Linked DNA regions of Homo sapiens: region 2 is linked to region 1. A link is an interaction called in ENCODE POLR2A ChIA-PET data of the cell type or tissue named here. Cell type or tissue: endothelial cell of umbilical vein. All regions are shown on one strand. Each heading gives the region's core, and the rest is flanking DNA. Links, peaks and the distances in the headings are about the cores only. Region 1 overlaps PCCA (propionyl-CoA carboxylase subunit alpha). Region 2 overlaps PCCA (propionyl-CoA carboxylase subunit alpha).

Region 1 (4,408 bases), core at 270-4,269:
AATTGAGAATGAAGGGTGGGAGATGTCTGATAGTTTCACAGAGTCCACTGTGGTACTGAAGACAGAAATTTTAATTATGCTAGAGGTTTCTGAGCAGTGGTTTGAGAATCTCGTACAGAGGTGCTTGGGTGTTTTGTTGTGGTTGTTATTGTTTGTTTTTCTTCCTTGTCTTATTAAAACTAGAGCAGTCAGTTTACCTTAGAAAACAATTTTTGGCTCTTACCTTTTTTGGTCACAAGAATGCATACTTAAGAGTTAACTTATGGTTTGTACTTTTCACATGCTTCATTAAGCCTGAGATTTATTAATATGGCAGAGGTGAAGATTTCCTTTTTTATTTTTGATCATCATGTTTTGTAAATTTGTTATTTTCAGACCACAGTTTTGTTCTGCTCAGAAATTTGGTTCTGATTTCATTTGAATTTTTTCTTAAAGTTTTTAGTGCAAATTTGTATAGCCTTTCATTGAAGGAATGGAGACTTGATCTGACTTCAGATTGGTTGTTAAGAAATAAAAATATAGCTGATTATTACTTGGAAAAAGCAGCATAAATAGTAAATTATAAAGCAGAGTTTTCATACTGTGGTACAGTTTTTAATTGGGAATACTGATTTGCTTATACAAAGATACGTGTTTATATATATCTTGATTTTATCGTATGTATTTTAAAGTTAAGATGACATAACTTCTGTGATCATAATATTAGTAAATAACAAAGACAGTTATATTTAATTAAGATCTGTAGGTAACACCTTATAGGATGATATTATTCAAGGCAACTGAAGTTTTAAGTAAGGAACTGTAGAAGAACATAATAAATATTCTTTATTGTCTATGTTATTTTATTTGTGGGTTGAACATCTAAGTTCTTCCTAGCTTTGTAGCAGTTTATGTAGCAAATGATAGGATGTAGTTAAAGTCAGAAGTTTTAGAACTTGTATCAGTCTCGTTTGTAAACACAGCATTAGCAAGCATGCTGTGGTTTTAAAGATGACATAGTGGTCAAATTAGCTCTTTCACTTTTTAGTACTAAAATTAAGAAAATGAAAACTCACAGATATATTTTCTGTTATGTAACCCGTTTACTAGTTGCCATTTTGGGGCTCTTTAATGTGGGGAAAAGGTAGATTGTGATTTTATTGCTTTTAAAGCTGCTCCATTAATTTTTTTCTAGTTTTTGTCAACACTGTGAATTTCATAGAACATCAGTTTATGTCCTGAAATATGTTTTCAGAAAATAGAAAGCCAAGTATATTTCGTAAGTGTGCTGAATGATTTTTGTTTATAATTAAGATTTTTGTATATGAATGTGAATACGAATACAGATATCTATATTTTTGTTTGTGCTTGCAAATACAGAAATAAAAGCCCTTCAGGTATGTTATAGTGTTCCTTTTACAACCTTACAAAGAGAATAATAGTAGTGTGAATTTTAAGAAAATGAAACTATCGCTTGTCTTCTGATGTCACCGTATAATAAAGCCATCATTATACCCTCATGTGGATATCCTAGACAAGAGGTTCTACATGTGGTCCCTTGATAATTGCCTAAATTAAAATATTAAAGGCCTAACAGCCGCTGTGTTGACCTTTTTCTGCCTTGCTGCAGACAGATGAGCTGCTGTTTATTAGGAAGGCTTCTTCCCACAGGTGGAAGGCTACGTGAGCTTCCGCTCTTCTCTTCCCACCCCTTTACAATGTTGGGCATCAAAGTCCTGCTGTTCCAGCAGCTTTGATTCAGTTCCTCCATCCTCAAGACCCCTAGGATGTGCCTGACAGTCTGAAGTATTTTGATTAGCTTTTAAATACTTCAGATTCCAAAACTTCTTTCTAATAATTTAATAAATGTTCTGTCCTCAGTAACTGCTCATTTTTAAAGTTTTGCATGGCTAACCTCCGTGCCTTGCTGCTGGTATCAAACTGGGAAATGAAAACAAGAATCAGTGATGTACTAACTCACTCGTTGGCTGGTTAACAGCAATCAGCCTCTTCAAAAGAATATTTTGAACTTGTGCTATCCCCCTACCCCCCACCCCAAGAAAATCACAAAATCAGAACTCTAATTGGGGCTTTACAAAGCAAAGCCATAGGAAAAGCTGTGTAAACATGAAAGCCTCAGGGGAGCAACAGTAACAGAAAAATAGTGTTTTACAGTTGAGAGGGTGAGGCAGAAAAGGAAAGTGTTACAGACATGAAAGGCCCAGGCCCACATTCCTATGGAGCTGAGGACCAGGCTTGACGAGGGGCCTCACTGGTGGGCTCAGAAGGGTCTGGCAGGGAGTGCAGTTAGCAAGGGCATCGTCCATGCCATGCTTCAGCTGGAAGACACCATCAGAGAGCCACAGCATCCTGGCATAGTGATGTAGGAAGTCTTCATTTTTTATTTTTTATTTTTGCTGTTTTTTAGTTTCGTCATTCAGTGGCAGAACAAAAAATGTGTTGCATTACATATTAACGGATCAAGATTTTAGATTGTTTTCCTATTTTCCAGAAGTTGAAATGTTATTTGAGATTGAAATTCTCTATCCATTTTCTCCATGGAAATGAAATTGGTGGTTACAAAAAAATATCTACACAATATGAATTACTTTTCTTTTTTTCTTTTTTTCTCCCAGGTCCGAGTGGACAGTGGCATCCAACCAGGAAGTGATATTAGCATTTATTATGATCCTATGATTTCAAAAGTTAGTTTAATTTCTCAATGGATTATTTGATTTCTTCGAAAAATCAATGATATTTAAAGAGTCTGAAACTGGGCCTTTATCTGAATCATAAGCTATAATTAAACAACTAATTATGCACTGATGTAAATGTGAAAGCAGAGCAGGTTTTTTCTCTTGAGAGAAAATTCAGCGTTATGTTAGTTTGTAGTACTCCTCCTCCCCAACTAAATCATGCCACACCATCACACACATGCATGAACAATAATAATAATAAACATCTAACCAGTGGTGCCAGCCTAACTCATTGCCATGAGAAGGAATTAAGGTTTTTTTTGGCCATTGGCAGAAATTACCTGAGATGGAAGTATGAATGAATGGCAAGAGTTGGGCTGATAGGCAGTGTTTGTTAGAGTACTTTTTGATCTTTTCTCTTCAGTTTTTACAAATTACCAATTATTTAAGTAGATGTGATGTAAGAGTATAAGATTTGTTTTGCCCACCTGTCTTTTTGAAGTTTGACTTTCCAGAATAAATGAATTGAATTTTTGGATCTTTAAACCCTTAAAACCGTATAAAGTGTAAAATGCTGTAATAATTAAGATTGTGGATTTTATTTTTATTTTATTATTATTTTTTTGAGATGGAGTCTCGCTCTGTCCGCCAGCCTGGAGTGCAGTGGCACGATCTTGGCTCACTGCAACCTCCGCCTCCCAGGTTCAAGCGATTCTCCTGCCTCAGCCTCCTGAGTAGCTGGGTGGCTCGTGCCACCAAGCCCAGCTAATTTTTTTTGTTTTTAGTAGAGATGGGGTTTCACCTTGTTAGCCAGGATGGTCTCCATCTCCTGACCTCGTGATCCGCCCGCCTCGGCCTCCCAAAGTTCTGGGATTACAGGCGTGAGCCACAATGGCCGGCCAGATTGTGGATTTTATTTTGAAAATTCTGTGTTCTCTGAAATGATACATCTGTATTGAGGAATGATTTGTTTTTCAAGCCTTGTTTCTCAAGATGGCTTTTCCCCAAGTGTCCTTTTTAATGTTATAGTTGCAGTAAACAAACACTTTTTTATCTGTCTTTCTTCAGTTAGGGTTTTAGTGCTTTTTTTTGGGATAGGGTCTCCCTTTTTCACCCAGGCTGGAGTGCAGTATCATGATCTTGGCTCAGTGCAGCCTTGACCTCCCAGGCTCAAGCGATCCACCTGCCTTAGCCACCCAAGTAGCTGGGACTACAGGTGTGTACTACCATGCAGGGCTATTTTTTTATATCTTTTGTAGAAATGGGGCTTCCTCATGTTACCCAGGCTGATCTCGAATACCTGAGCTCAAGCAATCCACCCGCCTCGGCCTCTCAAAGTGCTGGGATTACAAACGTGAGCCACCGTGGTTGGCCTAAGTTATTAGTAGTATTAAAATAAAATTTAGGTCTTTTGTTTATTAGAGAACCACCATTTAATTTAAAAATAAAACTATGTAAAAATATTATACGTTGATTTTTAAATATTCCATTTTTAGATGAATGTTTTTCTCTTCAGAAAAATGGCCTACAAATTAATTTTCAAATTTGCTTGATATTGAAGAGCTAGTAAAACCTACTAAAATAATCACAATCTATAGATTGGCTAATATAACTGCCAGAAAAATCTTTAATGAATAGTTAAGGTCTTATTTCATTGCCAAATTATAGAGATACATATAAGTAGGCACTAAATCATGTAGAATAGTAAGACTTTTCTGTTTTTTTGATTTCTG
Region 2 (4,408 bases), core at 221-4,220, 130 kb after region 1:
GACAGCAACCATTCAGAGACTGGAGTGAAGTTACAAAGTTGCAAAGACTGGACCCACAGTCAATCTGATTTTCTGATTTGTTATTGGATGGGAAATTGACTGTCCGATTTCCCATCTGCCACACAGAAAAGGTGGGTGGTTTGCAAAGGGAGTAGCCCCTGGTCCTTTTATTACTTAGGTGTGGAAAGCTAGGATTTTCCTTTCAATTTAGTTCTAGGAAGTTGGCGTGAAACAGCCTTGGGTTCCCTGCCTCCAGACCCTATTCTCCTGCCTCAGTGCTATCATTAGAATAATAAATTTCATAGGTTATTAACCTCTTTTAATTGATCTAAATCACCTGTTTCCTTTTGGATTTGACTTTTAATTCCCACTGCCCTGCTGACTTCTCGGCGCATATAAATGCTCAATAATTGGATGAATAGGTGTGGGTGGGTGAATGGGTAAGTGGACAGTCATCTTACATTATAGAATGTTTTGCTGATTCTTTTTAGTTCCTGACCTCCCAACATTTGCGAAATCCATACTCCATTAGTGTGGCTGGTGGACCTCTCTTGATACAGAATAACCATGGTTTCTGTGAGAGCAAAAAGAAACAAGAGGGCTCCCAAGGACTTGCCCACAGAGGCGCTTTGCTCACCAAGCATGGTTCTTTCCTGTTGGCCTCTGTTTGCTCTGGGTAGCACCTCGGCTGTTTTAGGCCCACAGTATCACCTATTGACAAGTGTAGATAGCTATTGATAGTATCAATAGGTGTAGGAAAGGGTCTGCCTCCTGCTATTCCTGGTTTTCTCTTTCTCAAAGGCTTGTGCATGCCCTAGGCTTTCTCACTGTCCGTTGCTGGGTGAGGTCATATCAGCTCTTACTCCCACAGAACCACCCGCACCTGCTTTAAGTACGCTGCCTTTCTGACTTCAAGAAAATCATACTCTCGGAAAAAGTCTAATCATTGTGGATAACTTTGAATATGGAGCTAGTGATATATTACCTAAGGGAGGAGGAAATCACATATTTTGAAATGATAAAGAACCAGGGGCATAAACATTGAGAACTCTTGAAAATAATTAAAAGTTCTCTTCAGAATTTTAAAGTCTTTTTCTATTAATTTCTCTAATAATTTAGCCAACTTTTCTTCAAATATCATCATTTAAGGAAAATGAAATAACTATTTTATATTTATTTGTTTATTTGTTTTTTTTTTTACCAGTGTTTCTGTTTTCATTGCCGAAGTAGTCAGTTGGTAATGACGTTTATTAAATAGCCTTATCTAATAGAAGGCTAACACAAGCCATATTTAAAATTTCTTTGTTTTAATTAATTAGCTCTTTGTTTTGTTTTGTGTTTGAGACGGAGTCCGTTGCCCAGGCTGGAGTTCAGTGGCACAATCTCAGTTCACTGCAACCTCCGCCTCCCAGACTCAAGCAATTCTTCTGCCCCAGCCTCCCAAGTAGCTGGGACTACAGGCACCTGCCACCATGCCCAGCTAATTTTTTGTATTTTTAGTAGAGAGGGGGTTTTACCATGTTGGCCAGGCTGGTCTTGAACTCCCGACTTCAAGTTATCTGCCCGCCTCAGCCTCCCAAAGTGCTGCAATTACAGGTGTGAGCCATTGTTCCCAACTGTCATTTAAAATTTCTTAGTAGTCATATTAAAAAAGATGAAACAAGTGGAATTAATTTTACTAATACATTTTATTTAAACCAGTGTACCTGTGGAGACAAAAGTGATTCCATCTTAATTGCTAATGCACCATGTTGTTTTTTTTTTCTTGAAGGCAAACCTTGTTGTTTTAATGTAATTTATTTTTTATTTTACTTTTTTTTTAATGATAGGGTCTTGCTCTGTTGCCCAGGCTAGAGTGCAGTGGTGCAGTATGGCTCACTGCAGCCTCAACCTCCCAGACTCAACTGATCCTCCTGCCTCTGCCTTCTGAGTAGGTGGGACTGCAGGCCTGTGCCACCACATGCAATTAATTTTGTTGATTTTTTGTAGAGATGAGGGCACACTATGTTGCCCAGAACTCCTGGACTCCAGTGATCATCCCGCCTCTGCTTCCCAAAGTGCTGGGATTATAGGCCTGAGCCACCACTCCCAGCAAAGCCATGTTGATTTCTCATTAGCCCCAGTCTCGTGAATGCCTCCTGATTCTGATTTTATTTACTGTTTTTAGTGTAAGAACAAAGCAGCCTTGATCTTACCACACAAATTATAGGCAGTGACGCACATAGCATTCCCACCTGTTCTGGAGGATGCCTTTAATTGCCTCTGTAGAGCACGTACACCCTTTCCCTGTGGCATATAAGCTCTGGGTCTGGCCAGTAACAGAGTGGGTTATACCTGTCTTGCAGCCATCCGAGATCACGCTTCTGTCTGTAAGTTCCCCCAAGAAAACACCCTTTACCAACAAATTGAGTTTCTTTGCCTTATTCTTTGGTTTCTTGGCTCCCTCCGCATTTGGGGGCTGCTTTGCATTTATGGCCCTTTCACAGAATAATACCCCAAATGTTGTCATTTCAACATGAAAGACTTTTAAAAATTACTAATGTGATACCAGAAACAACATAGACATTGGCATTAATACAACAGTATCTTAAACAATGGAACGGTCAGAGTGGAATGTAGTCCTACCAAAACAATGGAGTTGGGTTTAACAGAAAATTACACTGCTTCAGTTTTAAAATTAACATTAAATACAATTGAAAATTTAACTCCTCAGTCACACCAGTCATATTTCAAGTTCTCAGTAGCTACGTGTAGCTAGTGGTTACTGGGTTAGACCACTCACAGGCAAAATTTTTTGTAAACCAGAGAGTGTTTACAGATAGAGAAAACTCTACATAATGGTTTTTAAAGTATTCCCCCTTAATGTCAACCACAGTTTTGGTTTTTATCTCTTAAAATTTGGAATAGATGAGTTGAATTTATTTTTAAACAGAAGATGAATTTATCATCTAGCTGACAAACTTTTTAAATTTCCCATTAGAAGATTTAAAAAATTACAACCATTTTTAAAACGTGGAATGATTTCCTGCCTGTGGCATATAATTAAAGTGATGAAACAAACAGAAGATTCGCTGTGTCCTGGCCATGGTGAGCTCACTCTCTGTTTTCCTCACAAACCCCAGAACCTTTGTAGTGTGGAACCTGCTGGATGAATAGAAGTTTTTTATTTTATTTTATTTTTTTACTATGTCTATATTCCTGTGAAGTAATTTTTTTGACCTTGAAAGAAGTTCTTCAATTTTGCTGTTCTCTATTTCTTACAGTGTAGTTTGTGTACCGGGATTTAATGTATTGTTTGTCGTTAGCGTTTTACATACTAGATTTTCATCGTGCATAGTCACGTTGTTTGAACATTTGCAAGCAGAGCCGACTAACTGCTGTTGGCCTGTTTCTTTGTATGGCGTGATTTCTTCTATCCACCTGCTCACAGCAGGTTGCCTTCAGGCCTGAGGAGTAGCTAAATACTTTTGAAAATATCTTGAGATCCTGCTAAGGTCTAACAATTTCTGCATTTGTGTGATGTGAAGCTATTCATGCTGTACCTTTGAAGACTTTTTTCTTTCTATTTCTCATATTCTTGCTCAAATATTTTCAAAAGAAGATAAATTTATTATAAATAACAGTGCAGAGCTGATTGTAGCACCACTGCATTCTATATTGAATAGGTCTTTGATATTCAGCTAAGTGGAACTAATTTTCTATGTTAAAGCAGACAAATTTGGAATAGTGTCACATGAATCTCATGTTATTTACTGAAGAATACCAGATTAAATGGATTAGTTGTGAAATGACTAGAGTATTAAATTATATATATATATATATATATATATATATATATATATATATATATATATATATAAAACGTGATAACTTAAAATGCCCAGTGGGCCTATGTAATATAAAATATTACACAAGCACATGAATATGATGGACGAGATGTTATTCTGTTTGCAGATTGTGAAACTATCTGTAGTATATATACAAATGGTTGTCCACACAGAATTTGAATCAATTTTAAAATTGTAACCTTAAATTTCAGTTTTGAAGAAAATAAATTGTTGATTTTCATATCTACTTGAGAGGAAGTTAAAAATGTTATTTTCTTTTCAGTTTTTTTTAGATTAAAATAGCTCCCACACCCTCCAAGAATAAACTTTAGTTTTAATCCTAATAACTGTTTATAGATAGTAAAATTAATATTTTAATTAGAAAAATAAAGCGGCATACATTTTTGCCTGTACTTTGCTGGTACACAAATGAATTGGGAAGTAATTGTCTTATGTTTTCAGTCCTAAAGTGTTTTACAGGTTTTAAAAATGTTCCCCCCACCCCCATCTGTTTGAAGTCATTATTATTTTGTACTTTACACATGTGATTTCTCTAGAATCATTGCATGTGACATGACACT

The links. Peaks named below come from ENCODE experiments on the same cell type or tissue, not always from the same donor. Only the 100,000 strongest peaks of a DNase experiment are listed, where the experiment ranks them.
Region 2: POLR2A ChIA-PET joins it to region 1 with 7 read pairs; 4 of 35 experiments call an interaction of 5 or more read pairs at or near these places.

The regions. Positions count from the first base shown.
Region 1 is chr13:100,304,577-100,308,984 of GRCh38, forward strand. PCCA (propionyl-CoA carboxylase subunit alpha) reads left to right here. Exons shown (of 24, transcript NM_000282.4): 15 at 2,616-2,684. Among named protein-coding and RNA genes, the nearest start is that of PCCA-AS1, 170 kb to the right of the region's middle. In endothelial cell of umbilical vein, for the core only: no CTCF peak of the experiment used is centred there; no DNase peak of the experiment used is centred there.
Region 2 is chr13:100,436,352-100,440,759 of GRCh38, forward strand. The region is part of intron 20 of PCCA (propionyl-CoA carboxylase subunit alpha); the gene reads left to right. Among named protein-coding and RNA genes, the nearest start is that of PCCA-AS1, 42 kb to the right of the region's middle. In endothelial cell of umbilical vein, for the core only: no CTCF peak of the experiment used is centred there; a DNase peak (open chromatin) is centred at 2,650.